Linked DNA regions of Homo sapiens: region 2 is linked to region 1. Evidence: chromatin loops called from intact Hi-C (ENCODE). Cell type or tissue: B cell. All regions are shown on one strand. Each heading gives the region's core, and the rest is flanking DNA. Links, peaks and the distances in the headings are about the cores only.

Region 1 (9,786 bases), core at 912-8,911:
TGTAACATCATGCTGAAACTGGCTGTAAGAAAGCCAAGTTTTAAATAGTTTTAATAGCTAATTCTTCCGAAAACCCAGAGTTGTAAAGAGGAATAGAAACAGAAATACCACTAAAACTACTTCTCCATAACTTCTACCTACTGTCCCTAATTCTTCCCCTGGGAGTCACATAACCTCAAATGTGTACTTCTACATACTCCTTAGAAATTATTACTCTTAAGTAAATCCAAAGTGGTGGTGTTTTGTTCAGTCCGTTCAAGAAACAAGAGACAATACATATCTCTCCTGAAATACATCTTTTGCAGTTTAAGGAGCCTCAGTTTTTCTGAAAGTTACTCAAACACCCTGCATCCCAAGCTCTTTGCTAGCACTCCTTTCTGATGATCCATCCCCAGGCATCAGCATCTGGAACTGAGTCCTTTAGTCCAAGCGTAGTCTGACCAACATGAGGAGAATGAGTCTAAGGCTATCCTCTCACTGGACCATTCCCTTCATACTTCCTAAAATACATTTCTTGCTTGTTCATCACACTGTTGACTCATGTTAATTTTGCAGTCAACCAAATATTTGAGTCTTTTTCACACGTGCTGTTGAGGAATCTTTATCCCCAAGTAATAAAAGAAGACTCCATTATATAACTCCCTAGTCTACAGACTTCAAAAGAGAATTTTAAGCATGTTTGGGCCTTGAGCAAAGCACTGAGATAAAAAGTTGAGGGTGAAGGAGTAGCAGACAGTACTATCCTCAGCAATTAGAGGAGGAGTTCTTTCTTTATAAAGGAAGGCATCTCAGCTGGGTTATACCATAGTCCAATTTCCACAAACAGGGAAGGAAAGAATTCCCTTTTACTGAGTACCGACTGGGTGCCAAGTCTAGGTTAGGTGCTTTATGTGTGTTTATCTCGGCTTTCGTGCTGATAACATCATTGGGTCAAGGTGCAGTGTAAATAAAGAAGGATGTAAATAAATGCTAGGTAAAGTTATTCCCATTTTATGTATGAGGAAACAGAAATTCACAGCATGACTCGCCCCAAATGATACAACTAAAAAGTAATGGGGCCTTGTTCAACTTCTGCACTCTCAGCCAGGAATGAATGACTACAAGTAGAGAGGAGGCAGCAGGCAACAAGAGCAATTGGATGATGCTTTGTGGTTTAATGAAGGACAGGACTTTCACCTACATTAACTCTTTTGGATCACCTGCTCCACCTACCATAAGAGGCTGATTCTCACAACAGCCTCTTATGGTAGGTGGAGCAGGTGATACAATCTTTATTTTACATAAAGATTACAGGGCTCAGAGAACTGAGGGACCTACCCAAGGTTGCCCAGCTAGCCAGTGGTAGAGACACTTTGACCCCGGCTTTCTGACAGCAAGCACCTCTTTTGGCAGCAGGTATGGGGCAAGGAGAACAGCAGGGACCTGGGGCAGGTGTTGACAGATCAATGTGGACATGGGGAAAAAAGCCCCAAAACCCCTCACCAAGGAAATGTAATGCTCTGTTATTTATTTAAAAAAAAAAAAATTTTTCTCAAGCCTTTGAGATGCACAGAAGAGGCCTGGCGTGGTGGCTCATGCCTGTAATCCCAACACTTTGGGAGGCCAAGGCAGGTGGATCACTTGAGGTCAGGAGTTTGAGACCAGCCTGGCCAACATGGTGAAACCCCATCTCTGCTAAAATACAAAAATTTAGCCAGGCATGGTGGCTGGCACCTGTAATCTTAGCTACTTGGGAGGCTGAGGCAGAGAATTGCTTGAACCCAGGAGGCAGAGGTTGCAGTGAGCCAAGATCACACCACTGCACTCCAGCCTGGGCTACAGAGTGAGACTCTGTCTCCAAAAACAAAACAAAACAAAAAGAAGATGCACAGAAGAAAGCAAGCCCAGTGTATTAGTCTGTTCTCACGCTGCTAATAAAGACATACCTGAGACTGGGTAATTTATATGGAAAGAGGTTTAATGGACTCACAGTTCCACATGGCTGGGGAGGCCTCACAATCATGGCAGAAGGCAAAGGAGGAGCAAAGTCACGTGTTACATGGCAGAAGGCAAAAGAGCATGTGTGGAGGATCTCTCCTTTATAAAACTGTCAGATCTCATGGGACTTATTCACTATCATGAGAATAGCACAGGAAAGGCCTGCCCCCATGAATCAATTACCTCCCACCGAGTCCCTTCCATGACACATGGGATTTGGGTGGGGACACAGCCAAAGCATATCACCTAGGTCGATGACAGAAGCAGCAGAGGTGCCTAGGACAGAACACATCACTCCTTCTGCCACAAGCATGTGCTGGAAATGCCTCCAGTCAAGTATCCTTAGAACAATCGTTTTCCCAGCTATTTAAACTCCACTGAAGTCAAGCACCAGCTTATTCCAGGCCAGGCTTTGCCTGCTAATTAACAATTCACCTGCTGGTTACTAGTTCCCACAGGGCCTCAAGTGAGACCAAATCCCCCAGCTGGAAGGTCCTCTTTTTTTTTCCAGCACTGCTAATTCAGCTCTGTTGCCCATCTCAAGCCTGGCTGAGAAGTTGTTCCCCTGCAGCCCCCTTAGTTGCCCCAGGGATTCTAGATGCCCTCTATATTCAAGCCAACATTCATCGTCTGTCAACAGGTGGTGGACATGTACTTTTATGATTGTACTCAGGTTCCTCTGAGTTTTGTTTTTTCAACCCAGACATTAAGAAATCCTTATTTCCTATAGAGGATTTAAGAAATAGAAAAATGGCATGAACCTGGGAGGCGGAGCTTGCAGTGAGCCAAGATCACACCACTGCACTCCAGCCTGAGTGACAGAGCGAGACTCCATCTCAAAAAAAAAAAAAAAAAGAAAGAAATAGAAAAATGAAATTAAAAAAAAAGATAAAAGACATTAAGAAATCCAGAAGCAGAAACACAACTTCTCCAGTATTTTCCAAGCCTGGCTATGGATCAAATTCACCCAAGCACCTTAAAAGAATATACAGATACAGAAAGGATTCTGCAGCAGAGAACCACGTTAAACATTACTTGGATGCCATCAGCAAAATGCAGACTCTGGAAAAAAAGAAAAAAGAGAGAGAGAGAGATGAAGGAAGATGAAGGGAGAACTTGTACATTAAAAGAGACTTAAGAAACGTAACAACCAATGGGATGTTTGAACTTAGTTGGTTCCCATTTCAAAAAACACAAGGTAAAAACAGACAAATGAAAAAAGAAAATTTGGGACATTTGAGAGACAGTTAAAATTTTGAACACTGGCTATATGATGATATTAAAGACTTTTTATTATTTCTGTTTAGATGTAATAATGGTATTGTGGTTATATTTTGAAAAGATTTCATATCTTGAAGAGAAATGTACTGAAATATTTTTGGCTAAAATGATGTGTCTAGGAATTGCTTCAATATGGAGGAGAGCGAGTGGAAATCCAGACGAAGCAGGAATGGCCATCAGTCGATGATTTTTACAGCTGGATGTTAGGTTCATGGAGGAAAGTGGGGTTCATTATACTTTTTGTTCTACTTCAGTATATGTTTGAAATTTTCTGTAATAAAAGTTTAATCTCCCCAGTTTTGTGAACTATTCTATTTATTTTATCCTCATCCTTTAACACACCTATGTACACGGAACTTCCTGTGTAAAATGTTTATTGAGTGTTTATTCCCCAGAGGAGAAGCAAAGAGGAAGTAAGAGTAGGATATTTTTGAACTATGTACAAATACAACCAGTTTCAGACCCTTTTATATGATCTATACTCATTCTAGACTGAGCCACATAGAAGAGCTGTTCCTGAAGTCAGATCAGCCTGGTTACCTCTAAAAGACCAAAAGACTAAACTAAAACAGCCTTTTTTTTCTTCTGTGGAAGCGTACATGTGTGTTTGCATGTGTACGTGTACCGAACAGCTGTCATGGACCTTTGTGCAGGCTGTGCACTGCACAAGTTTGTCACATCTAAGGGGGCATGCTTCACCTCATCAACACATTGCAGATCTATATATTTATTGTGACAACAGTCTTGTAAGTGGCAGCAAAATGTCTTCTTCTAACAAAATTGGTATTTTTGATAACTTTCCAAAAGATGGAAGCAAAAATATCTTAAAGTAGGGACTTCTTTTCTAATTATGTACTTATGGTATGGGCTAGCAGTGGACCTGAACTGACTGTCTTGCCTGAGTTTGAATCTCTTCCCCCAAACTCACTCACTGAGTTTGTTATTTAATAGCCTTGAGTTCAAGTTTCTTCATCTGTAAAATGGGATGATAATATTATGTACCCTGAGAGCACTGTTCAGAGCATTAAATGCATATAGACAGTATCTGGCCCATAGGAAGCCTTCAAAAAGTGTTAGAGATTAGCTATTACCATATCTGTTCACCCATATCAAATTTTATAGGTGTCGGTATGTTGCGTTATTCATAAACTCAACTAATAAATTTTGCAGTGGACTGAAAAAAGACTGTCTCCACTATTTCATGAATCCAAACTATTTTAAAAAGAGGATTTTCCCCTAACCATCAGTTCTGAAAAATGCAAGGAAGCTCAAGCTCCAGGTAAGCAGCCAGGGTTTCTAAGCCTCTCTGCGCACAGAAGCTGTGTGCATATGCTAATGAGGAACCTTTGAAGAAAAGTGCTGGGGTTTTTCCAACGCTCTAACTACTTGGCCAGTAAGCCTTTAATGATGGGAAAAGACCCAGTGGGAGTTGCCAGCCACAAAAGGGGTTTTACCTCACAGGCAGAATAGTCAAAATGCTTCAAGACGTTAAAAGCCTATTTTTAAAAGGAAAGAACACAGAGTATGTCTTTAACTTGATGTTAAAAATAAACTCAGCCGCCTCCTCTGCGTTTCCCACCCTCTCCCACTGTCCTTCCGTCCCCTGCACTGCCCTAAAGGAAAGAAAGAGTGCTTTTGTTTCATTTTTATTTTTCTCATGAGCTTTTCTTTCATTATTATTTGTTTACTCTTAGCCAAACTTGTTTTTCCGTTCACAAAACAAGTTGCATTTTTCTCTTAAAAATTCCTCGGGGATTCCCAGGAAGCAAGACGGATTATCAATTAGAACTAGCCCGTGTCAGGATGAGTAAAAGATTCGCGCGGAGATAAGCAAAGTGGAGCCCTTACGGCGTCCCTTGTGCCCAGAAAGTATCTGCAGGGGACGTTGTTCAAGCAAGGGGGCCTTTTATTTATTTTTTATTTTTTTATTTTATGTATGTATGTATTTATTTATTTTTGAGATGGAGTTTCACTTTTGTTGCCCAGACTGGAGTGCAATGGCGCGATCTCGGCTTACTGCAACCTCTGCCTCCCGGGTTCAAGTTCTTCTCCTGCCTCAGCCTCCCAAGTAGCTGGAATTACAGGCATGCACCACCACGCCCGGCTAGTTTTGTATTTTTAATAGAGACGGGGTTTCTCCATGTTGGTCAGGCTGGTCTCAAACTCCCGACCCCCACGATCCTCCTGCCTCAGCCTCCCAAAGTGCTGGGATTTGAATGCTTTTTCATATTGGGGTTTAAGTACAGACACTTCCTGAGGCATGACTAGACATAGCAACACTACTTTGCTGAGCTGCCTTCAATAAATTCCATTAAGCAGCCATAAAATTCCAATAGATCAGATGTGCCAGTTTTTGTTCATGAAAAAGCTAATCTGTGTAGCAGAAAAGCTGCCAGCTGGAGTGGAAAAGCTGGATTTCTTATTGTATATTGATGGCGGAGGGATTTCAAGACCCCAGTGGAAGCCAAAGTTGTTGAAAGACAAGGAGACCCAGGCCTGTGCATAGTACTATGATTTCACTGGAGGGAAATATAAGAGATGAAGGGGTGGCTGAAGGCTTGAGACCCTGTTTACTTAAAAATATTAAAAAAAAAAAAAAAAGAAAGCCCTTAGGCAATATAAGATAAAGGAAAAAACAGCAAAAATCATTTTAAGAAATAAAATTCTGCCAGTGTGGTGGTAAACACCTGTAATCCCAGCACTTTGGGAGGCCAAGGCGGAAGGATCACTTGAGCCCAGGAGTATGAGACCAGCCTGGGCAGCATGGTGAAACCCCGTCTCTACAAAGATACAAAAGCTAGCTGAATGTGGTGGCATGCACCTGTAGTACCAGATACTCTGAGGGAGTGGGGGAGGCTGAGGCGGGGGATGGCTTGAGCAGGGTAGAGAGAGACCTGGAAGGAAGGAAGGAAGGAAGGAAGGAAGGAAGGAAGGAAGGAGAGAAAGAGAGAAAGAAAGGAAGGAGGGAGGGAGAGAGGGGAGGAAGGAAGGAGAGAGAAAGAGAGGAAGGAAGGAAGGAGGGAGGGAGGGAAGAAAGGAAGGGGAGGGAGGGAGGGAAAGGAAGGAGGGAAAAGGAAAGAAAAGAAGAAAAGAAAGAAAAAGCTCTAGCTGGGTGTGGTGGCTTGTGTCTGTAGTCCAGATATTGGGCAGGCTGAAGCAGGAGGATTGCTGGAGCCCAGGAGTTTGAGGCCAACCTGGGCAAAGTAGCAAGACCCCATCTCTTTAGAAAATTAGAAAACAAAGTTCCTGTCTAGGGTTGGCCTCTAACTTGCAGCATGACCTCAGTCCAGTGATTTTCTTCCCTACAATTTCTTTTTCACAAAATCAGATCCCTCTCTTCTTGAATCTGTTCTTTAATAGGAATATATAATTGATAAATTACATATAATTGAAAACAAGATATTACATCAGAGCGCTTAATAAGTGAAAATCACAGTACAAACGCATGCTTAAACACTGTTGAAATTTAATGAAGTAATTTTGACACATGTCTAGAAAGTCAGAAGGGAAATTTTGTTACTAAAGGTTGAGTTTGAGCCAATTGTTTTCCAATTTTCATGAAAGCGAAGCACTGTAATACAAAAGCATGCCTAGGAACACTAGCACCTAACTCAATATGCCTTAACAAATGAGTAAAGGAAGAATGCCAAGATTTCCAGCCTGCAAAGCTTCACCTCTAGGGAATCTATGGCCTTCTTGCAATGGATCTTCTAGTTTATAAGCTCACCAACATAATTTGACACCCAGTGAAAATGATATTTTCACCATATGTATATGCCACCATTTTCAAATGTGTGTAGATTGGTTGTGACTAATAAAATACAATAAAAAATTATAAATTTATCATTTGTATATGTATTAATAAAATACAGACTCATTTAAAACATTACCAAAATTGAGTCAATTGTCAACATCTATTTCTGGATCAACCAACTCTAAAATTACAATTTCTTCCAGCTGGGAACTCTGGAGTTTAATATACTATAGCTTTTTGTCATAAATTGATCTCTGCTGTATTAGTTCATTCTAGAAAGTGATGGAACATTGATACTTTGAGTAACTTGTGTGCCAGTAACAAAGTGCTTCCCTAAAGCACAGCCAGGAATCAAGTCTATGATTAAAAACATCTGAGTCAATAACTATTTATTTACTTATTTGTGTTGTCCTGGGAAGGCTTGAGGATGGCTTACCAAGATGCACAAAATTCAGCAAGATACCATCAGTTAAATAAAAGTAATGGGGGAAAAAGATAGGATAGAAAAATGAGTAGCAGGGCTGTGGTTAGGACATAAAAGGCGTTCTGTGAAATCCCACATTCTTCCAAGTGCTGGCCTATTTGGCTCTGCCCTTTGTAAGCAGCCAAAGGGAAGAGGAAACCATTATTAGATACATAACTCATATTAGCTGTTAATAAATATACATCAACTTCTTATAAGAAGCCCAACTCTTTCTGCTGGAAAGATGAGAGAAACTTCAAGAAATGGCAGCGTCCCCAACAACATACCAGTTGCAACAGATCAAAAACTCAGTTTTAGCCCATGTCCTCATGCCAGAGCCAGATTCAGTAACTAATTTTTTACAGACTTTCTCTAATGATGAAAAAGTACTTTTCCAACACTCCGTGAAAATGATCTCTTCCCTCTTGTTTAAGTGGGGAAACAGAGGCAGAGAACAGTGAATTGCTTCCACTTCATATACTAGGTCAATTGCTAAGATAAAAGTAGAAATAATTTGTCCTAGCTGGATATAATTACCTCCAGATGTGCATTTGCAGATTACATGATGATTATGAAGTGCTCTTGAGGACTCCTTAAGGTGTAATGGTGACCTTTGACTCCATTTCATTTTCTCTTCCATCCCCCTGATGCAATTTTCCTCACCCTGACTCTTATCCTCTTGCCTTGGTCACCACTGAGCACTCAAGGATGTAGAAAATAGATGGCCTCTACAAGGCGGAGGTCCAGGGGAAGCCATCACAGAGATGGATGAAATAGCAGAGCTGGAACACTCGGGCATGCACTATGGAGATGGCCTGGAATGAGTTTCTGAAAAGAGTCTGGGCCTCCAGCACCTCACTGCTGACCAAGAAGTCCAGAAACACGTCTGTGCAACTTCCACTTCCACGGCACCAGCAAATCACCAGGCCATTTAATAATTCACCAAGCAAATACGTACTGAGTGCCTTCCAAGACACCAGGTGCTGAGCCTGTGCTAGGGAATCAAAGGCAAAAAAGGCACAGGTGTGTCCCCATAGAAACTGTAGCTTAGCTGTAAGAGAGTCCATCACACAGGAATTTTAATATGGCATACACACATTGACTCTGGAATCAAACTCTTGAGTCCTACTTCCACTTTTGCTATGTGAGTAAGTCAAACTCTTGGGGCTTCAGTTTTATCGTCTGTAAAATGGAGATAGCAACTACCTTCTAGAGAAAGAGCCTAGAACAGTGCTGGACACAGTTCCCATGCCCAGACCACTGCCTTCTCCTGGGATCCTTATCTCTGTAAGAATGACCAAAATTTACTGTGCGTGTGATATTCCAGGCACTATTCAAAATATTTGAAGTGTGTCAACTCATTTTCCCTTTATCATAGCCCCATACAGAGGATATCACTATTATTTTCATTTTACACATCTGAGACATGTGATTCAGTGCCTGGCCCCAGGTTCTCAGAGTGGCAGTGTACATCAGTGGTTAAGGGGACACACTCTGGGACCAAACTACCTAGACTTTGCAACTTAGAAGTTGTCAGAGCTTGGAAAAAGTAATGAACTTCTCTGGGCCTATCTTCTACCTATTTCTCTCAGTTTGTTCCCCATCTTTACCGCGACCTCTGCAGACTACATTTTCCCAGGCTCCTGCCCATGAGTGTCTGGTTAGCTCAGCCGACAGGAAGCAGTGGTGGAGCTTAGCAGTAGGATGAGGGAATGTCAGGGTACTTAAGCCCCTCTCAGTTTGGGGTGGCTGCTCTGACAGTGGCTGCACCTCCTCTAGAGCTCCAGTTCCCGCTGGGCAGTCCCAGTGCCTCACCTCTGGTGACATCCCCACTTCCTTCTGTCCCTCCAACCTGGAGCAGCAGCTTCCTACTGTTTCTCATCTTTGGATTGTCTTGCATCCTCCATTTGTTTTTTGTGTTCTTGCAACAGACTTATAGTCAGAGCCCCATGTCAGACTTCCTCTGGTGAACTACTAGAGTGGCAGATGCACCGTGCTCCAACAGTCTCATCTGCTAAGTGGAAATAATAATTGTGTCTACCTCATATGGTTTTTGCAAAATTAAATGAGTTAATATATTTAACGTGCTTGGGACAAACCATGGCACACAGAGTGACAGCCATACTGTAACACACAGCCAAGGCACCAAAGTCCCTTTCTAGACCCCAGAGAGGAGATCCCCAAAGCCTTTGAGAATGAATAAGACTCAAGCAGGTGCAGAGAAGATGGAAGGACATTCGAGCTGTCTTAGTCCCTTTGTGTTGCTATCAAGAAAGACCTGAGGCTGGGTGATTTACAAAGAAAAGAGATT
Region 2 (9,786 bases), core at 1,026-9,025, 220 kb after region 1:
AAAGAAGCTATTAATAGTTGAGTTTTCCCACAGAGTTTTAGTAGAAAAGATATAATGAAGCTGAAAAATGTGAGTATGTAACTAGTAAAAACACGGACTGCTCAGAACTAGTATCTCCAAAATTTATGTAAGAAACAAAATTTCCATTATTGACTATACTAGATATTTTCATCATTCTCAAATTTTTGTGGAACACTTAAAATTTGTATTAGCAGATATGTCAAATCTTTTGTCTAGGTTGGAAAACTCTTAACTGGAAGAACATAGCTAAATCTTTGATAATGAAAGTACACCTTCTTATTAATTTTGGCCTCTGGAAAACAATACTGAATGAACTCTGATTTTTTTTTATTATTATTATTTTTGAGACAGTCTCACTGTGTTGCCCAGGCTGGAATGCAGTTGCGCTATCTCAGCTCACTGCAAACCGCCTCCTGGATTCAAGTGATTCTCCTGCCTCAGCCTCCCGAGTAGCTGGGATTACAGGCGTGCACCACCATGCCCAGCTACTTTTTATGTTTTTGGTAGAGATGAGGTTTCACCATGTTGGCCAGGCTGGTCTTGAACTCCTGACCTCAAGTGATCCTCCTGCCTCGGCCTCCCAAAGTGCTGGGATTACAGGTATGAGCCACTGCACCCGGCTAGACTGTTTTATTTGCATGCTCTTTACAAAACGTGTTTTTTCAAGCTGAATTGCTTTAGTAGTTCCATAAAAATGTAGTCCAGAAAAATCTACATTGATGATTTTCATTTTCAACAGATTCCAAGTGAATTCAACAGAAAAGCTGTAATTCTTGAGTTCCTGATAGTTCTGGAGTGACAGTACTCCACTACGGTGCAACTCCTCACCACCATCCCCAGTTTCTCTTTTATAATCTCAGGCTTTTTAACTTGGTGAAATGTTTTTCTGGAAAGAGAAATGGTCATATAGCACTGAACAATAGAGCAGGTGTGGCGGTTCTTAGGAAACACTGAGTTATGTTTTCATCTTAATCTCAACCCCTTGCCTAAAAAGTTGTTAGTGTCCTCTGTTGTCTGCCTAATTAAAATATAAACATGCTCCAATGTGATACCAACTTTTTTTCATCTGTACTGGTCTAGATCTAGTGCTGGGGACCGCTTCCAAGTGCATGACAGACCCCAGGTGATCACAGGATGGCCTAGCTATCACACTAGTTGGCCTTAAGTTAAAAGACTTTTCACTGTTATTGGGGTTGGGGGCAGGCAGGGGACTGTTTTAATTGTCCTTCTCTCTACTAATGCTGTTCATATTTTTCCACCCTGGCAGACATACGCCATCATCCAGTCTATTCTCTTATCTGGAGTGTATCCCTCAGTTCTTGCTCACTCTTAGTCACTGCCTTCTCCCCACCACCACCCCCCCAGATGTGGCCTTGCCCTCATTTGAACACTCAAATGAACTATTCAAGATGAGTAGGCAAGTACTTAATGAAACAGACAGACTTTCAAATCTGTCACCATGACATCTGTGTGAGACCTCTTTTCATAAGCTAGTTGTTTAGATGGCCAGTCATTTCTATATCACAGATATTAAGTACCCATTTAAAGCGATCATTTTATGGAAAGATAATTTGAAGTTATTGGTCTGACCAAATTTATTCTTCCTGAGATGTCAAGGGACTCTTGGATGATAAGTTACTGGATTAGGCTAAATCGTTTGTCCACAATTTATAATGATATAGATTTATATAGATGTATGTGTTCTTGCAGTTTTTAGACACAAAATATTGAGCATTCTATGTGACTGTATTCCAACCCCACCTCCAAGAATATAAGCTCTTTGAGGGAAAGATGTATATTCAGTATCTTTTCATCACATACAATTCTTGTTGAGTATCACACAATTAGTAGATAAGGAACAAAATCAGCAACTTCTTTCTCCACAGTGCTTCTCTTTAAGGTGGAGAACTTGTGCTGAATTGTCACTTTTTGACAGGAGTCAGTCTGTTCTCTGTCCTTCTAGAGGCTGAAGATTGTAAAGACAAAAGTGAATGGATTTAGTTTGGATACCATGTGCATGATGCTTCTTTCCTGCTAGCCCATTTTCATGATTCTGATTTTCTTTCGAAAAGCATTTTAAAGTGGTAAGGTTTTGCATGAAAATTTAAGTGGATAAATAACTAACAGTTACATATTTTACCTGTTCTGAAAAGGATATACCATTAATTGGCTGTAGATGTCCAATATGTGACCCTTGAGATGAGCACTTGAAATATGACTGGACTAAGGAATTGAATTTTAAATTTTATTTAATCTTAAATTTAGCCATATGATGCTAGTGGTGACTGTGTTAGCTGTAGACCCTCAAAAGCATGAAAGGTTCAAAAGTAGCAGAGTTTAGGACAGACTGGAATTAATTGGCAGATCAAGGGCCCAGAGGAGCCCAATTCTATCTGCAGGTTTGTCAATTTAGATGAGTAGACAAGTGCTTAATGAAACATGCTGGATTTTAAAACTACCATCACCAAAAGTTGGATATTAGCACATCTGCCTTAAGCTAGTAGTTTAGATGTGAATCATTTCTGGACCATAGATAATTACTCATTTAAATTTATCGGCCTTTTTTTTGAAAGATACATTTGGCTGGGTGTGGTGGCTCATGCCTGTAATCCCAGCAGTTTGAGAGGCTGAGGCGGGCAGATCACCTGAGGTCTGGAGTTCAAGACCAGCCTGACCAGCATGGAGAAACCCCGTCTCTACTAAAAATACAAAATTAGCTGGGCGTGGTGGCGCATGTCTGTAATCCCAGCTACTTGGGAGGCTGAGGCAGGAGAATCGCTTGAACCGGGGAGGCGGAGGTTGCAGTGAGCCGAGATTCTTATATCATAAATTACTGGATTGTGCTAAATCACTTATCAAATTTATATACTATTTTCATGAGGCTTTCTAAAAAGTAATTTATGAAAGAGAGATGTTGAGACACAAGGGTTCCATATTACTCATTTTTGGAAGAAAAGTTTAGTCATGCTGATGTCTTGTAGATGCAGGATTGGTTTTAAATCTGAAGCATAGACCGGGCGCGGTGGCTGACACCTGTAACCCCAGCACTTTGGGAGGCCGAGGCAGGTGGATCACGAGGTCAGGAGTTCAAGACCAGCCTGGCCAAGATGGTGAAACCCCATCTCTACTAAAAGTACCAAAATGAGCTGGGCATGGTGGTGGGAGCCTGTAATCCCAGCTACTCGGGAGGCTGAGGGAGGGAATTGCTTGAACCAAGGAGGCGGAGGTTGCAGTGAGCCGAGATTGCACCACTAGACTCAAGTCTGAATGACAGAGCGAGACTCTGTCTCAAAAAAAAAAAAATCTGAAGCATAAAATGTTTCTTCAGAAAAGCAGACACATCTTATACTAATGGTTTTTCAACATTATTAATCTCCTGTAATTTAGCTCTGTCTTGGAGAACTGGAAACATCATAGTCAATGACCTAGATACATGAGACTTTGCATTTCATTTATTCAGGACTGCAACATTTTGAATATGGATGATTTTGAACTCCCTATTTACTATTTACTAAGTGATGATGTACTTTTCAGGCGGCTAGCCACCTGCGTTATGTCCCATTATTAACGTAATCCAGGAAGTTGCTTAGAGAGCATAGAATTGTGTAACAAGAATTTCATCTAGGCAATAGAAACCAGTTTATTCCTAACCCAAACCTAGTGACCAGAAAAAGAGGCCTGTAACTCTGCAGTCCGGACCAGTAGTTGCTGTTTACTTTTCCAGTGATGCGAGACAAACTCTTAACATTTTTATTTAACTTAAAAACTAACATTCACTTGCCAGTCTTGATAGAGGGCCAGTGCCTTTGGTTGCCATAGATCCTCTGTAAGCCTCCAATTTTGAATAAAATACAAAGGTTTTGAAATCTGATTTGTAGTTTCTCTGTTGAAAGTAGAATTTGAACTTAGAGACCCTTGCATGCACTTTTGGATTTTTAATTTTCTTTTTCTAATTTTCTATAAAGTCTCATCTGGGTATAATTTGATAATGTAATAACCCCCCCTCCCTTTTTTTGAGACAGTCTCATTCTGTCGCCCAGGCTGGAGTGCAGTGGCATGATCACAGCTCACTGTAACCTCGACCTCCTGGGCTCAGGTGATCCCTTCCACCACAGCCTCCTGAGTAGCTGGTATTATGGGCACATGTCACCATGCATGGCTGATTTCTGTATTTTTTTGTAGAGGGAGTTTTGCTGTGTTGCCCAGGCTGTTCTCACACCTGCCCGCCTTGGCCTCCCAAAGTGCTGGGATGGGATTACAGGCGTGAGCCACCATGCCTGGCCTGGAATGCTGCTTTTCTAAGAGGAGGTTCTATGCCTAAATAGATACTCTCTTTTAACTCAGCATTTTGGGGGCTTGAGAGAAGGGTGGGAGTTGCTGAATTGTCAGCTTGAAACTTTCCAGTTTGGAAAAGTTCCTGGTAACTTAGTCAAATGAGAGAGGACTCCTGTGCTGGCTGAGAACTCTTAAAGGCCAGCAGCTCCTGGCAGCAGGGAGGGAGCAGGGCAGATAGAAGTGCTGGCATGCATTTAAAAGAAAAAAAAATCAGTCATGGCTCTTGCCTGTAATCCCAGTTGGGAGGCCAAGGTGAGAAGATCACTTGAGCCCATGGTTTTGAGACCTGTCTAGGCAACATGGCAAGACCCCACCTCTACAAAATAATACGAAAATCAGACTGGGCATGGTGGCTTACTCCTGTAATCCCAGCACTTTGGGAGGCCAAGGCAGGCAGATCACTTGAAGTCAGGAGTTTGAGATCAGTCTGGCCAACGTGGCGAAACCCCATCTCTACTCAAAATACAAAAATTAGCTGGTCTTGGTGGGAGGTGCCTGTAATCCCAGCTACTTTGGAGGCTGAGGTGGGAGAATCACTTGAACCCGGGAGGCAGAGGTTGCTGTGAGCCAAGACCATGCCACTGCCCTCCAGCCTGGATGATAGGACGAGACTCCATTTCAAAAAAAAAAAAAAGTACAAAAATTAGCCAGGCCTGGTGGTGGGTGCCTGTACTCCCAACTGCTCGGGAAGCTGGAGTGAGAGGATCACTTGAGCCCGGGAAGTGAAGGCTGCAGTCAGCAGAGATTGTGTCACTGCACTCCAACGTGGATGTCCAAGTGAGACCCTGTCTTAGTTATCATCATCATCTCTATGCACACTGGGAATTAAACTTCGTGATAAACCCTATGTGTTTTCGAGGGAGAACTGTTTAAATTTACTTGAAGGTAGTATACTAAGATAATTTTGTGGACACTTTTGTTCAAATTGACTTATTTATTTTTATTTTTTATTTTTTTGAGACAGAGTCTCACTCCATTGCCCAGGCTGAAGTGCAGTGGTGCAGTCTCGGCTCACTGCAACCTTCGCTTCCTGAATTCAAGCAATTCTTGTGCCTCAGCCTCCTGAGTAGCTGGGACTACAGGAATGTGCTACCACACCCAGCTAATTTTTGTATTTTTAGTAGAGATAGGGTTTCACCATGTTGGCCAGGTTGGTCTTGAACCCCTGACCTCAGATGTCCACCCACTTCAGCCTCCCAAAGTGCTGGGATTATAGGCATGAGCCACCACGCTCACCTTGAGTTGATTTTAACTTAAGTGAAGTTCAACCTAAGCTAGCCCACAAATATTCCTTTGTTTCCCCCCCCCCCTTTTTTTTTTCCTTTTTTTGAGACAGAATCTAGCTCTGTTGCCCAGGCTGGAGTGTAGTGGCATGATCTCGGCTCACTGCAACCTCCGCCTCCCAGGTTCAAGTGATTCTCCTGCCACAGCCTCCTAAGTAGCTGGGATTACAGGTGCCTTCCACCACGCCCGGCTAATTTTTTGTATTTTTAGTAGAGATGGGGTTTCACCATGTTGGCCAGGCTGGTCTTGAACTCCTGACCTCAGGTGATCTGCCCACCTCAGCCTCCCAAAGTGCTAGGATTACAGGCATGAGCCACTGCGCCCGGCCAGATATTCATTTAAAAGATGGGTATGTAATACCTGTTACCTGTTAAATAAAATCTAGGATACTTGTCTAAGGTAATAGGGTATTTTTGTAACAATTTGTAGATTTCAGTCTTTTTTTTTTTTTTTTTTCCCCCGAGATGGAGTCTTGCTCTGTTGCCCAGGCTGGAGTGCAGTGGTGCAATCTCTGCTCACTGCTCACTGCAACCTCCGCCTCCCAGGTTCAAGTGATTCTCATGCCTCAGTCTCCCGATTAGCTGGGATTACAGGCATGCACCACCACACCTGGCTAATTTTTGTATTTTTAGTAAAGACGGGGTTTCACCATGTTTTGTCCAGGCTGGTGTGGAACTCCTGACCTCAGGTGATCTGCCCACCTCAGCCTCCCAAAGTGCTAGGATTACAGGCATGAGCCACTGCGCCCGGCCAGATATTCATTTAAAAGATGGGTATGTAATACCTGTTACCTGTTAAATAAAATCTAGGATACTTGTCTAAGGTAATAGGGTATTTTTGTAACAATTTGTAGATTTCAGTCTTTTTTTTTTTTTTTTTTCCCCGAGATGGAGTCTTGCTCTGTTGCCCAGGCTGGAGTGCAGTGGTGCAATCTCTGCTCACTGCTCACTGCAACCTCCGCCTCCCAGGTTCAAGTGATTCTCATGCCTCAGTCTCCCGATTAGCTGGGATTACAGGCATGCACCACCACACCTGGCTAATTTTTGTATTTTTAGTAAAGACGGGGTTTCACCATGTTTTGTCCAGGCTGGTGTGGAACTCCTGACCTCAGGTGATCGCCCACCTCGGCCTCCTAAAGTGCTGGGATTATAGATGTGAGCCACCACGCCCGGCCACATTTCAATCTTAATGCTATTCTTGGTAAGGGGTCCATAGACTTCCAAATTAAGGGCCAGACAAACATTTTAAGTTTTGAGGGCCACACAGTCTCTGTCACAACTGCTTTGACTCTGCTGTTGCATCATTAAAACAACCAGACAATATGTAAAAATGAGTAAGTGACTCGATTCTAATAATTCCATCTGTGGACACTGAAATTTGAATTTCACATAATTTTAAAATGTAAAAATACTTCTGGCTCACAGACTGTACAGGTGGTGAGCTGCAGACTGCCAGTCCTGTTCTAGATCATAAATGATAGCTGCCTGTTAGAAGAATGAAGTGACTTTTGCCTATGTATGCAGGTTTAAAATGTGAAGGATGCTTCTTGCCACCTAATCATAACAGTAACAAGCACTCTGTATCAAGAATCGTCTTTATGTGCATTTCCCTATTTCTTTCTCACACATCTGTTATCTTCTTAGTATTCTTATTTTTTAGGTGAGGAAACAAGGTAACCTACCTATGGTCATTTCCTTAAATTTGGAATATTCCATAACTAAATAAACTTATGTGACCATAGACCTCAGTGCATACAACTCTGGCTAATAAGCCAAGTTTCTGTTTTTTGTTTTTTTGAGATGGAGTCTCTGTCACCCATGCTGGAGTATGGTGGCACGATCTCAGTTCATTGCAACCTCCACCTCCTGGGTTCAAGCGATTCTCCTGCTTCAGCCTCCCAAGTAGCTGGGACTATAGGCGCCCGCCACCATGCCTGGCTAATTTTTTTAGTAGAGACGGGGTTTGGGGTTTCACCATGTTAGCCAGGATGATCTCGATCTCCTGACCTCTTGATCCGCCCGCCTCGGCCTCCCAGAGTGCTGGGATTACAGGCGTGAGCCACCGCGCCCAGCCAAGTTTCTGTTTTTATCCTTTGTTATTATCCAATAATTTGAGAGTTTTACCACCAGTAGTTTATTTCATTAGATAAGGTGATTTGGTAGTGTGACCATGTTAATGTTAATTCTGATTTCAGAAAGATGGTGTTTAACAAAGGTTGTCAATTGCATTTTTGTGGTGTAATGCGTACCCCCTAATTTTAATTAAATTTTAAAATATTTTAATCTAGAATAGAGTTATAACCTTGCAGAGGTTTGAGAATGTTGTTTATATACGAAGTGCTTCTCAGGCTGGAAGTATACAGTTATGGTTCACCTTACAGGTGCTGCTGGTGAGTAGCAGCCGGTACCCAGACCAGTGGATTGTCCCAGGAGGAGGAATGGAACCCGAGGAGGAACCTGGCGGTGCTGCCGTGAGGGAAGTTTATGAGGAGGTGAGATGTTCTTTCACACAAATTCTGTTTCGGAGTTTTAAAAACAAGGCCCTTTGCTACATAACACTAAGACAGCGAGACGGGTCCAGGAGTGCTTTTTGCCTGATGCAACTTTATTTTTAATTTTAATTTTTTTTTTTATTTTTTGAGATGGAGTCTCGCTCTGTTGCCAGGCCTGGAGTACAGTGGAGCGATCTTGGCTCACTGCCACCTCCGCCTCCCAGGTTCAAGTGATTCTCCAGCTTCAGCCTCCCGAGTAGCTGGGATTACAGGCACGTGCCACCGCGTCTGGCTAATTTTTGTATTTTTAGTAGAGACAGGGTTTCACCATGTTGGCCAGACTGGTCTCAAACCCCTGACCTCAGGTGATCCGCCAGCCTCAGCCTCCCAAAGTGCTGGGATTACAGGCGTGAGCCACTACACCTGGCCTTAATTTTTGTATTTTTAGTAGGGACAGGGTTTCACCATGTTGGCCAGGCTGGTCTCGAACTCCTGACCTCAAGTGATCCTTCTGCCTCGGCCTCCCAAAGTGCTGGGATTACAGACATGAGCCACAGCGCCCAGCCAGAAATACTAATTTTTGATCAGTCCTTGCCGCTGATGAAGTAAATGACAATAAAAACTTCACAGAAGCAGGAAGATAGTGAGTTGGTATGGGGAGGGGTATTGTATTTAATTAGATTTAAGTAAATAGCCAGAGTGTAACTTGTATTTATATACATTTTGTTATAAAAAGGTAAACATTTTATATTTCATCTTTTTTTAATAGGCTGGAGTCAAAGGAAAACTAGGCAGACTTCTGGGCATATTTGAGGTGAGTTAAAAAGTAATCTTCACTTTGCTGATAATAGAATTAATGATTTCTTCCTAACCAACCAAATAATGTGGCAGCAGCCTGAACCAGACATTTCTCTCAGACTAGCAGTAGGCAGTCAGTCCAGGATTAGGTAGGGAGGGAAGTAAAAGCCACTTTTTCATATGCCACCACTTTTATTTATTTATTTTTAATTAATTTTTTTTAAGACAGAGTCTCGCTCTGTCGCCAGGCTGGAGTTCAGTGGTGCAATCTTGGCTTACTACAACCTCTGCCTCCCAGATTCAAGCAATTCTCCTGCCTCGTCCTCCCAAGTAGTTGGGACTACAGGCACGCGCCACCACGCCCAGCTAAGTTTTGTATTTTTAATAGAGATGGGGTTTCACCATGTTGGCCAGGATGGTCTCCATCTCTTGACCTAGTGATCCGCCCACCTCGGCCTCCCAAAGTGCTGGGATTACAGGCGTGAGCCACTGTGCCCGGCTGCCATCACTTTTATATAGCATTATTATGGTAGTGATTACTTCTGTTTGAAAATACAGTGGAGCTGATACTGAAATGTTTATCTTAATCCACTGTAGACTGTTTAGGGTATAGATCTTTTAGGAGGTACAATATTTTTAGTATGACCTAAGAGCTTAGGTCTCATGTGTTTTATCTGGAAATGTCCCCATTGCCCTTAGCAAATATTATATGATACACCTAGTGACTTAAAGGATTGTACGAAGATATAAATCTCAGGTACATAGAACAGATGCTAAAAGAATAGAATTCTCTTTCATATATTCTCTTATTACTGAAGGCAGAATAGAATTTTCAGGGAGGGAATTTGAATGTGATA

Evidence for each region. Peaks named below come from ENCODE experiments on the same cell type or tissue, not always from the same donor. Only the 100,000 strongest peaks of a DNase experiment are listed, where the experiment ranks them.
Region 2: a loop joins it to region 1, with 2.5 times the contacts of the local background. A loop is called at or near these places in 20 of 110 quality-filtered maps.

What each region holds. Positions count from the first base shown.
Region 1 is chr12:93,163,327-93,173,112 of GRCh38, forward strand. The region is part of intron 3 of LOC643339 (a long non-coding RNA gene); the gene reads right to left. Among named protein-coding and RNA genes, the nearest start is that of LINC02412, 6.1 kb to the right of the region's middle. RefSeq lists an enhancer at 4,365-4,914. In B cell, for the core only: no CTCF peak of the experiment used is centred there; DNase peaks (open chromatin) are centred at 3,775 and 4,625; H3K4me3 peaks cover 1,849 bases; H3K27ac peaks cover 4,568 bases.
Region 2 is chr12:93,386,589-93,396,374 of GRCh38, forward strand. It overlaps NUDT4 (nudix hydrolase 4), which reads left to right. Exons shown (of 5, transcript NM_019094.6): 2 at 8,021-8,131; 3 at 8,901-8,945. Among named protein-coding and RNA genes, the nearest start is that of NUDT4, 14 kb to the left of the region's middle. In B cell, for the core only: no CTCF peak of the experiment used is centred there; a DNase peak (open chromatin) is centred at 4,163; H3K27ac peaks cover 1,792 bases.